Linked DNA regions of Homo sapiens: region 1 is linked to region 2. A link is a loop called in an ENCODE intact Hi-C map of the cell type or tissue named here. Cell type or tissue: CD14-positive monocyte. All regions are shown on one strand. Each heading gives the region's core, and the rest is flanking DNA. Links, peaks and the distances in the headings are about the cores only. Region 1 overlaps CCR5AS (CCR5 antisense RNA). Region 2 overlaps LTF (lactotransferrin).

Region 1 (5,379 bases), core at 205-5,204, 59 kb after region 2:
CTCCACTTCCCTTATCTCTTCTCTCTTCTCTTCTTTTCTCTTTTCTTTCTTTATCTCTCTCTCAATTTTATTATGAAAATATTCAAATATTACATGGGCAGAAAATAGTATTAATATGTTAAATCTCCATATTCCCATCACTCAGTTTTAACAATTACAAACATATGACCAACACTGTTTCCTCTATGCTCCTCTCCCTTCCCTCTGCCTCTCACCCCACTGGATTATTTTAAAAAGAGTCTAAACATCATATAACTTAATCCACTAGTATTTTAGAGTGTATCCTTAAGAGATAAGGACTCTTTAGAAATAGCTACAAAAGCATTATTGTACCCCAAATTAAAGCATAATTAACATAATATTATATCTAGTCAGTGTTCAAATTTCTCCAGTTTTCTCAAAGATGTGCTTTCTCATTGGTTTGTTCTAACCTGGACATAAACAAGACCAGTGCTCTGCATTGCACTGTTAATGTGCAACAATTCCTTTCCCCCTGTCCCACCTTGGCCCCACCTTTTCCTGTAGAACTTTCTATATTCTGGATTTGGCTGGCTGTCTACCCTTGCTTTCTCACCATCTCACTGTCTCTGCCATAGTCCAGGCCTGGTCAGGCAGGGAGCTTGTGATTCCTCCTGCCCCTTCTCTGAGTCACTTCCCTTTGGTCTATGGACAGAAGGCTTTTTCTGAAAAAGCAAGTCTGATCATGCTGATACCAGTGGATTAGGGGAGGTCCCTAAACACTGGTGAGACGTTGACTGCACCTGGTGTCCAGGCTGTTGACGCTGTCACAAGAAGGAATTCAAGGACGAGTCAGAGAAAAGTGAAAGTAGAGAGATTTATTGCAGAGCAAAATGCACACACTCAAGAAATGGGAGTGTGGTCGGGTGGGGTGGCTCATTCCTGTAATCCTAGCACTTTGGAAGGTGGAGGCAGGCTGATCACCTGAGTCCAGGAGTTCAAGACCAGCCTGGGGAACATGGCAAGACCCTGTCTCTACAAAAAAAAATACAAAATATTAGCCAGGTGTGGTGGTGCACGTCTGTCCTCCCAGCTACTTGGGGGGCTGAGGTTGGAGGATTGCTTGAGCCTGGGAGGCAGAGGTTGCAGCGAGCCAACAAAGTGAGACCCTGTCTCAAAAATAAAATAAAATATGGTGAAACCCCATCTCTACTGAAAATACAAAAAATTAGCTAGGCGTTGTGGTGGGCGCCTGTAGTCCCTGCTGCTCAGGAGGCTGAGGCAGGAGAATGGCCTGAACCCTGGAGGCAGAGCTTGCAGTGAGCTGAGACTGCGCCACTGCACTCCAGCCTGGGTGACAGAACCAGACTCCATCTAAAAAATAAATAAATAAATAATAAATAAATAAATAAATAATAAAGGGAAGTGCAGGCATACTCAAGAGAGAGAGAGTTGCGCCCAGTAGGGTTTGGGGCTTCTACATTATGGGTTTCTTTAACCAAAGGATGGAATATTCATGAAGTTTCCTGAAAAAGGTAAAGATTTCTCAGAGCTGTGGTGCCACCCATTTTTACACCAAACATGAGTGTTCCAGGAAATGGAATGGCCCTGGTGGGTGTGTGATTTGGTATGTTATTGAGCATATAATGAGGTTCCAGGCAAAACCTAGGAGAAACTCAGCACCATATTGGATCCAGTTGCTTTTAACCAGCCTTGGCTCACACCCTGGTTCTCAGGTTCTTATTGACCCCTGGATTATGCAGCTATTTCAACAGTTTCCTTTTTTACTAGTCAAACTGCTGCCTGGAATCTTCCATTCTCCTGTGACCACCCTTATTATTCCTGTCTCAATACTACCATCTTGTTTAACACAGTTAGGGGGTGCCTGTGGCCTGTAGAATAAAAACTACACTTGACAGCTTGACATAGACATTGCAAACAGTAAGCATTCAATAAATGCTGAATTAACACGTGAATGGGGACTGTGGAGTGATAAATAGCTAATGCACTCGGGTACTGTGCTGGGGAGACTCCTTGTTCCCCTTCACCATATGCTTTGCTTCTGCTCCAGTGGAGGGCAGAGCAGAGGGGAGGGCTAGAAGGAGTACCTCCCAATCTTCTTGTCACTCCATACTGCCCACTGCTCCTGATCTCCTGCAGGAGGAATGCATGCACGCAGCCAGACACACACACCCACACTCACACCAGTGTCTGTCTGTCTGTCTATCTATCTATCTATCTATCTATCTATCTATCTATCTATCTATCTATCTATCTATCATCTATGTACCCTATCCATCTATCTACCTATCTATCATCTATCTCAAGTCAGCTGTGCTACTTTAGGCACCTGGACTATACCTTGCTTTATTTCACCTCTGCACATTTGCATAAGAGTTCCTACTCCTATGCTCCACTCAGTAGCTTCTAACTAATCCTTATTCAACTGCAGCAATGCTCTCTAGGATTTTTTCCTCCAGACCCCCATCCTTGGATTGGATAACTCATCCTCATCTGGCTCTCAGAGCCTTATCCCGACACTGTTCACAGTAACATAGGCATTAAAAAGAAATTTTTTTCTTTTTAACCTTGGTAAGGTTTTCCTTTTAATGAAAAGCAGCCCCCAAATCATTTCTTTTCTAGCAAAGAGCAACCTGTAAAATTGGGCTGCAGACATAGATAAGCAATCTGGAAGCTTGCAAGAGTGAATGCCGGCAGCTGTGCCAATAGGAAAAGACTATCTGGGGGCCAGGCATGTTCAACATGGATTCTTCATCTTCCCTTTTCTTTGTCAACCACGTGTACAGTAAGGAACAGACAACATGGCACCAGCCAGGTATAGACCCCGTCTGCGTAATAAAAGATTAGGATGGGATGGCCAGCTTCTTTGTATGCTATGTAAACATCACACCTGGTCTGACCAATCTCTCGGGTCCTAAGTAAATCAGACACCACTTCCTCAAGCTCGTCTATAAAATGCCTTGCATTTCACCACAAAACAGGAAGATCCACTCAGGTGCCCCTCTCTCTGTGCAGGCAAGAGAGCTATTCTTTTTTCTCTTTCTTTTGCCTATTAAACCTCTGCTCTTAAACTCACTTCTTGTGTGCCTGAGTCCTTGATTCCCTTGGCGTGAGACCACAAACCTCAGGTATTCACCCCAGACAATGATGCCACTTCAACAGTACTTTTCAAACTTTGCCTTTTTGCTTGCTTTTCTCTCTAAATAGTGAATTTCATAAGGACAGGGACTCTCTTTCATGGCATGAGTTGGCATCTGGCACATAGCTGGCCCTCCTTCAATGTTTGCTGAATCAATGAATGAATGCTGAATGTTGAGCTGCAGATGGTTAGTGCACAACTGAACTAGAGGGGAAGTAAGAACCCCCTTAGGGGTTTCTTTTGTTTCTGTTTCTGCTTGAAGGAGGACAGAAGCTCTGCCCAGTTTCCTCTCCTTCTCAGAGGACGGCTGGAGGAAACACTTCCCATCCCTCTCTTACCCCTGGCCATCCCTGGCCTCCACAGTAGGAGAGTGGCGGTGGGGTTTATTGGTTGCTCTCCTTTGCATAGGCACAGCTGAGGATGAGGGCCCCGGAAGTAGACTGAGGCGCGTGGTATGAAATCCTACTTGTTTCCTGTGCCTAAGCCACCCCTGCCCATGGGGCTTTGCCAGAACTTCTCATTGGGTTTTGCTTACCTAGCTCTTAACACGTTAATTCCTACTTGCTCTTCCTTGAGTGTAAGCTTCTGTCAGAGTCCAGAAGGAAGGGGTGGGGAATTGGCCTGCTGCCCTCACTCTCTCAGTTTGCTTTGAGCTATGGAGTCTACATCTGACCAGAATTATTGGTAGCAGGTTAATCCACCCTAAAAGGCTTTCAAAAGGAGCTACAGAAGACCAAGCAAATTGAACACAGTGCCATAAAGTTGTGAGGCCCTTTCCATCCATTACTTACAAAATCATGCTGTTGATTTCATACCCATGAGCCCCTGGCTGACTCTGGTCGGCCAGTGCTTCTCTCTCACTGCAGAGAGTGAGCTGGATTGCCCGCTATGTCTAAGTGCACTGTTTGGGGGAGCACATCCTAATCTGAAGAAGAAATAGCCATTATTAGCAAATTATTAAAGTGGCTAACTGTTACCAGAGCTTTTATGTGCCAGGCACTGTGTTAAGCCCTCAACATGCAATTTCTCATTTATCCTCTGAACAAACCTGTAAGGCAGATACTATTATTAGCCCCAATTACAGATTAGAAAGCTGAGGCTTGGAAACAGTAAGCAACTTGCATAGTAATTCAAATCTAGGAAACACTGATGCCAAAGTTCAAATTATATTAATATTTATTATTTATAATATGCCAGACTCACACTGTCTCCTACAGTAGCCATTGGCCACATTTAAATTAAATCATGGAAAACATTCAGTTCCTCAGTCACACTGGCCACATTTCACCCTGGCCTGGTGGCTACCATTTTGGATGATGCAGATACAAAGCATTCCCGTCATTACAAAAAAATTATATTGGATCTCCCTGGTCTAGATAATTTATACCCCAACACAACCCTGTCAGGTTGCTATTAGTAATGAAGCAGCATCATTTGTATGGGGTAATACACAAGGTTCGTTGCCTCATGCCAAGGAAATCAAGGATGCTAACACATGAGCAGTGAGTTTAAGAGCGGAAGTGTAATAGGCAAAAGAGAAAAGGTCTCTCGTGCAGGAGGGGGTTCCGAGTGGATCTCCCAGTTTCACGGTAAAATGCATGGGGTTTTATAGACTAACTTGAGGAGGCGGTGTCTGATTTACACAGGGCCCAAAAGACTGGTTGGACCAGGTATGCCATTTACATAGCACGGGAAGAAGCTGGCCATCTCACCCTAATCTTTTATTATGCAGAAGGGTTCTCTACCTGGCCCGTGCCATGTTGCCTGTTCCTTTACTGTACACTTGGTTGACAAAGAAAAGGGAAGATGGAGAATCCATGTTGAACATGCCTGGCCCCCAGATAGCCTTTTCCTATTGGCACAGCTGCCGGCATTCACCCGTGCAAGCTTCCAGCTTGCTTATCTATGTCTGCAGCTCAATTTTACAGGCTTCTCTTTGTTAGCAAACAAATGATTTTGGGGCTGCTTTTTGTTAAAAGGCAAATCTTACCGAGGACTCTCTGACCCTCACTAACCACCTAAATAATTTCTTTTTAGCTCCTGTATCAGTAACACCCCAAATTACTACTGGAAATCCTTTTAGATCCTGAGAGCCAGAGACGTTAAGTCACTTGCCCAAGCTCCCACAGCCCCAAGGCTGGAACTCGAGTCAGTCTGACTTTCAAGTCCCTGCCCTCTTCTCTGCTGGGCTCTGCTTTTTGGCACAGGAAGATTGAGTTAGCCAATCAACAGAGTCCTTATTTGATTATATGTCAGGAAAC
Region 2 (5,379 bases), core at 106-5,105:
CTTACACTGAGAGATGCATTGCTGGTTTGTAACTCAGGGACATTGTGTGGCTGGTTGAAGACAGTCCCCTGTAATCACTAAAATAATCAGCTTTTCTTACTGTTTTATTTCATCAATCTCACCTTAACATAAGGCAGCAGCTTATGCTTTCTCGGTCTACCTAAAAAGGCCAGTTCTTTGAGGGAATCATTGCCTGGTGTTGCTTCTTGGCCTGTTTTGGCCTGGGCTGTAGACAGCTCCACTGGAATCCATGTGCCAGGCCTCCTGGAGGTTAAGACTTGTTTTTCTGTCATCTGTTATGCCAGGATATCTTGCTGTGGCGGTGGTTAGGAGATCAGACACTAGCCTTACCTGGAACTCTGTGAAAGGCAAGAAGTCCTGCCACACCGCCGTGGACAGGACTGCAGGCTGGAATATCCCCATGGGCCTGCTCTTCAACCAGACGGGCTCCTGCAAATTTGGTAAGGAGTTCCAAAGGTGCGGTGGGTGGGCCACCCTGGAGGGTAGGCATATTGTGCTGTGGAACCTTAGGGAAGGGAGGGGAGGGGATTTGCAGGCTGATAGTGGCCTGCAGGCCTCTTCCAGCATAAGGAAATTCTCCCTGTGGCTGCCCCCTGGAGGCGTGGGTGCACTGGGGGTTTCCCTGCACAGCACTTCCCATGCCCCATTCACCCCACCCCAAGATTAAAGATTGGAATATCTGCCTATTTCGCTGCACCCTAAGAATAAATGCAAGTTCCAAGATGTGCAAATGCTTTTTACCTCTTGGAGCTCCAGACCTAAATTCCTCTTAAACTCTGGCTTCCCAGCTTGGGGAAAGATGTCTGCCTGCCTCATGAAAGGTGACTCCTGTTACTAAGCAAAACTGACGCTTACTCTACACTGCAACGGAGCCTGAATAAGACCTCAAGAGCCTGGCTCCACCTGCTTCTGCAGTTTTCTCTCCCCACCACACCCCACACTCATCCTAGTCAGCATCAGCCACACCCTGCCTGCTGTGGGCCCCGTGGCATGGTGTGTAGCACATCCTCAATGTGACTCCCTTCTTGTATGGGCGTCTCCTAGGGCAGGGGCTCCACTGCATGGGTTTTTGATCCTGGCCGGGGCAGGCAGCTTTCACGTGGCTCTGCTCCTCACCAGCTCCATGGCAGCCTCTGAGCTGTAGGGAAACTGCCAGGATGGAATGGGAACTCCCAGCTTTTCCTGAGGTTGACACATAGTGTGGCTCTTCCAGCAGCAGTGGGAGTCTGATAATGGGTGACGTTTGCTCAGTGGGGCAGAGCTTTCTTGTCACCTTTGTTTATTCTTTCTTGGGTTAAATCACACAATGAACGAATTCAGATCAGGTTCAGCTGCAAGGAACAGAAAACTCCTGAAATAGTAGAGGCTTAAACAAGACAGAAGTTAATTTCTGTGTCATGTAGTCCAGAGGTGGTTTGCCTAGGGCTGGTATGAAGACAATATGGGGTCTGGAACCTGGGCTTTAATCATTTGGCTACTCTGCCATTTGTGTGGCTTTCATGCTCAAGGTCACCTCATGGCCCACATTGCATCTCTAAGTCCAGTCCCTGCTTCTGCATTCTATGTGCAGGATGAAGAAAGAGAAGGAGAAGAAAGGGCAAAAGGCATGTACCAATTGTCTTTCAAGGATGTTTCTGAGAAGCTGGCGCCCAACACTCCTGCTGATATTTCACTGGCCTATAGCTACCCATATGGCCATATGAGCCCCAGGGAGTCTGATAAGTCTAGTCTTTATACCAAAGGGCCAAGCACCCAGATACAAAGCAGGGTTTCCATTACTGATAAAAACAAAATCAGATCCTGGACTAGGCAACTCACAGGCTCTGCTGCACACAGCCATCACGGTCATGAGCTGAGTCCCCAGCTCAAGGCTGTGATGACGGGACCCTCCAGGCAGCCACAGCTCTCATCCCCAGCCTTAGTTGGGTGTCCATCTGTGCCTACAGTCTGAATGAAGCTTTTCTGGTGGGTCCTATGTTGGTGACAACATGTTGCTTTGTGATGGTGAGTGTGTTCTATCTAGATTGCTGTCCTGGGAAGTCTAATGAACTGAAACCACCCTGCATCGGCTGTTAGGTAAAGGTTGCTTGTGTGGACTCAGGTTTGAAGAGCTGACTCCCCGTGTTCCTTCTCTCCAGATGAATATTTCAGTCAAAGCTGTGCCCCTGGGTCTGACCCGAGATCTAATCTCTGTGCTCTGTGTATTGGCGACGAGCAGGGTGAGAATAAGTGCGTGCCCAACAGCAACGAGAGATACTACGGCTACACTGGGGCTTTCCGGTGAGTCTGTGACTGAGCTCCATCAGGATGGGGACTTACCTCATCCCTCAGCATGTCAGCATTGCAGTTCTAAGGAGCCAGATGTGACCTGTCACAGCAGAGTGGGGGTCATCCTGTGGGTCAGCTCATGGGTGGCCCCAGTGAGGGCTGTCCCCACCACACCCACCGCCCCAGAGAGTGGAGGCTGGCACCAGGGCTGTCTGACCTCAGCTCCGCAGTGCTTCTCCCTGTGGCTTTGAGCCAAGATCAACAGCAGTAGGCCTCAATAGCCTCGTCCTGAAAATCAAATGGGTAGAGTGTGGTATCCTAAGTGCTTCCTACAATTCCATTTATGGGGAAGAATTCTCTTTCCCATCGCCGCCCCTTTTCTTCTCACCTAGGTCATGACTATGGCTTAGGTTTCCCTTTTTCTCTGACTTTGGCCTTAGAAATGGCAAAGAGATGGCAGAATTGCAGTGTTATTCTCCAGTAACGAAGTGAAAAATAAGCCAAAAAACAAGTTTTCAGAATTCATAAGTTATAACCACTTAGTGACTTGTAACCACACCCCACGTTTTACAGCACCATTCATCCGGGTGTTGCTTCTCAGGGGCACTATTTACCAGTGTGAAGGGTGCAGAGAGGATCTTCCCCTGTTCCTTTTCCTCCATTTGCCAAGAGTACATTTCACGACCAGATGGCGTCATGTGTCTGAGGGTGTCTGAACTTTTTAATATAAATTCAACAGCCTTGTTCCAGTAATGGAATGACAGAAAAGTAGCTTTTGCTATATAAGTGGCTCATAAAAAAAGACCCAAAACAAAAAAAAATGTTTTGTGAATGTATAAAAATATCTTTAAGGGACTAAGGATTTGCAAATGGAAATGTGATTCTACTCAGAAATGCTGAACACATGTCTCATAAGAGCCCGAAAGAAGCATGTGCTCCTCTTTTTTTTTTTTTCAGACCTGCAGCAAGGTATTAGTTCACTGGAAACACCCACATTTTAATATTCCTAATTATACTGGAAGAAAATCCCTTGTCTTTTGTTTAAATTATATCTAGAATCTAGATTGGGGAAATTTATAGCAAAATCATTAAAAGCTGAAACCAGTGTCATACCCCTTTATTTCTATCATCCTTATAATGCTGGTTCTTAATTTTTAACTTTCTGCTGACTCTGTAGTATAGAAGAAGATCTAGCCTCTCACACTGCCCCCAGCACCTTTTCCACCACACAACCACAGACTTCAACTCTCTTCAGCACCCAACACGCTAATGTCATATTCAGTACTTATGACTGTGTAAGCGTTATTCTCATATTATATTTCCCTTATTGTACAAACTTTTTGTTTACTCTGGAGTTCATAAATGTCTTTTCTTATTTGCTTAATTTTCTGCACTTAAAAAAACACATCACTATCTCATCCCCAAACTGTCTGCCAGTAATGTAAATCTCCTAACAACATGCATACACACACACACACACACACACACACACACACACACACACACACACACACACACTCTCTCTCTCTCTCTCTCTCTCTCTCTCTCTCTCTGGGTGCTATCACAGTTTCATCATTTACTTGGAAGTGCTGCTCCAGAAGGCATCCATCTTCCTGCTGCAGTTTGGACTGGTTGCTGTGTAGGCCGCCTGCACATCTGTGGTCCTGGGGGTCCTGTTGACCATTATTTTGGTGCTTTCCTTTGTCTTACTTCATGTTAGATTGCCTGTTTCCTGGGTCGCATATCTTTAGATTTCTTGGTTTTGTAATGTCTTTTATATAGGGTTTTAAAAGGAGGGCAGGTACACCTGTGTTCAATCTGCCGCTGTAAACAGTAAATTCCTAGAAATAGTTGTCTTTTAGATGTTTACTTCCATATTTCAGTTTTTGGAATGCATATTACAAATATTTATGAAAGCCCCACTAGTTTCTCTTCTGTAATTATGTGTATATTTTCTGGAACATTTTAGGTGCCTGGCTGAGAATGCTGGAGACGTTGCATTTGTGAAAGATGTCACTGTCTTGCAGAACACTGATGGTAGGTGAAGGTGTTTCCTTTTCTCCTTCAAAGCAGAGTCTTTGGCATCACAACACATCTTAGTGTTCAGATTTGCCTTTGGGAAGGTTTTATAACATTTTCCATATTTGTGATTAAAAGAACTCCAAAATTCTTTATCTCAATAGACAACATGATAACATCTGTAGGTGTCATATGGATTTTGAAACGAAATTCATACACACACACTCTCTCTCTTTCTCTCACACACACACACACACTCACTCTCACACACACAGATACTAGCCATGCTCAGTAGCAAATGTCTCCCTGGCTTCCTCTAGTCAACCACAGAAACACACTGTCTGCCCACATGAGATCATGCATGCCTATTGGAAACTGTGGATGATGCTACAAACTGGGTGAACATATGCAAATGAAGCCTCCCTTTATGAAAAAGGAAGTAGAGGCCTTCATTCATCCCCATGTGAGCCTTGGTCTGGAGACTCCTTGGGAGTTAGTGGGAACAAAATTACAGGTGGTTGCAGATGATGGAAGATAATCTTCCAGCCAATGTTTGAACAATCACTCTCTCTCCTGGTCCTCAGCCATTTGCTACCTTCCAATCTGCATCTGTCTCCTTAGCCCCACTTCAGCATTCCAACCCCCAAGTCTCAGCAGGTGACTTGCTATTCTGTTTCCTGAGAAAGAACTGTCTCCACTTTCGGCCTCCCTCCTTCAGTAATCACTGCAGTCTCAGCCACTTCTCCCTTCTGCTTCTGCTCCTTCTAGTGTCTCTTGGGACAGAGATTAAAACAAGACATGTAAATTTGAAATTATTTCAATATCAAATAGAGGAATCCAAGAGAATGAATAAAGTGCTTTCTTAAAGGGAGAGAGCAGAGAGACAAACGGGAGCCGGAACAATGAGCCGGCATCTGCACAAACATAGACATGCATACAATTACATTTAGAATTTACAAGCCATTAACTGAAGTAATCTCCAGGGATCAGATTGATGTCAAATTTAATTTTAACTTTCTCCGGTACTTTACAACTGTATTTTGTTAGAATTGGCTGTATATATTTGATAAA

Evidence for each region. A loop is a pair of places that touch in the nucleus more often than their neighbours do. Peaks named below come from ENCODE experiments on the same cell type or tissue, not always from the same donor. Only the 100,000 strongest peaks of a DNase experiment are listed, where the experiment ranks them.
Region 1: a loop joins it to region 2, with 4 times the contacts of the local background. A loop is called at or near these places in 7 of 110 quality-filtered maps.

The regions. Positions count from the first base shown.
Region 1 is chr3:46,381,715-46,387,093 of GRCh38, reverse strand. The region is part of intron 2 of CCR5AS (CCR5 antisense RNA); the gene reads left to right. Among named protein-coding and RNA genes, the nearest start is that of CCR5, 13 kb to the right of the region's middle. In CD14-positive monocyte, for the core only: no CTCF peak of the experiment used is centred there; DNase peaks (open chromatin) are centred at 683 and 2,923; H3K27ac peaks cover 486 bases.
Region 2 is chr3:46,440,363-46,445,741 of GRCh38, reverse strand. LTF (lactotransferrin) reads left to right here. Exons shown (of 17, transcript NM_002343.6): 12 at 306-461; 13 at 2,160-2,301; 14 at 4,259-4,326. Among named protein-coding and RNA genes, the nearest start is that of LINC02009, 19 kb to the right of the region's middle. RefSeq lists an enhancer at 2,425-2,926. In CD14-positive monocyte, for the core only: CTCF peaks have their summits at 2,784 and 2,985; DNase peaks (open chromatin) are centred at 2,961 and 4,671.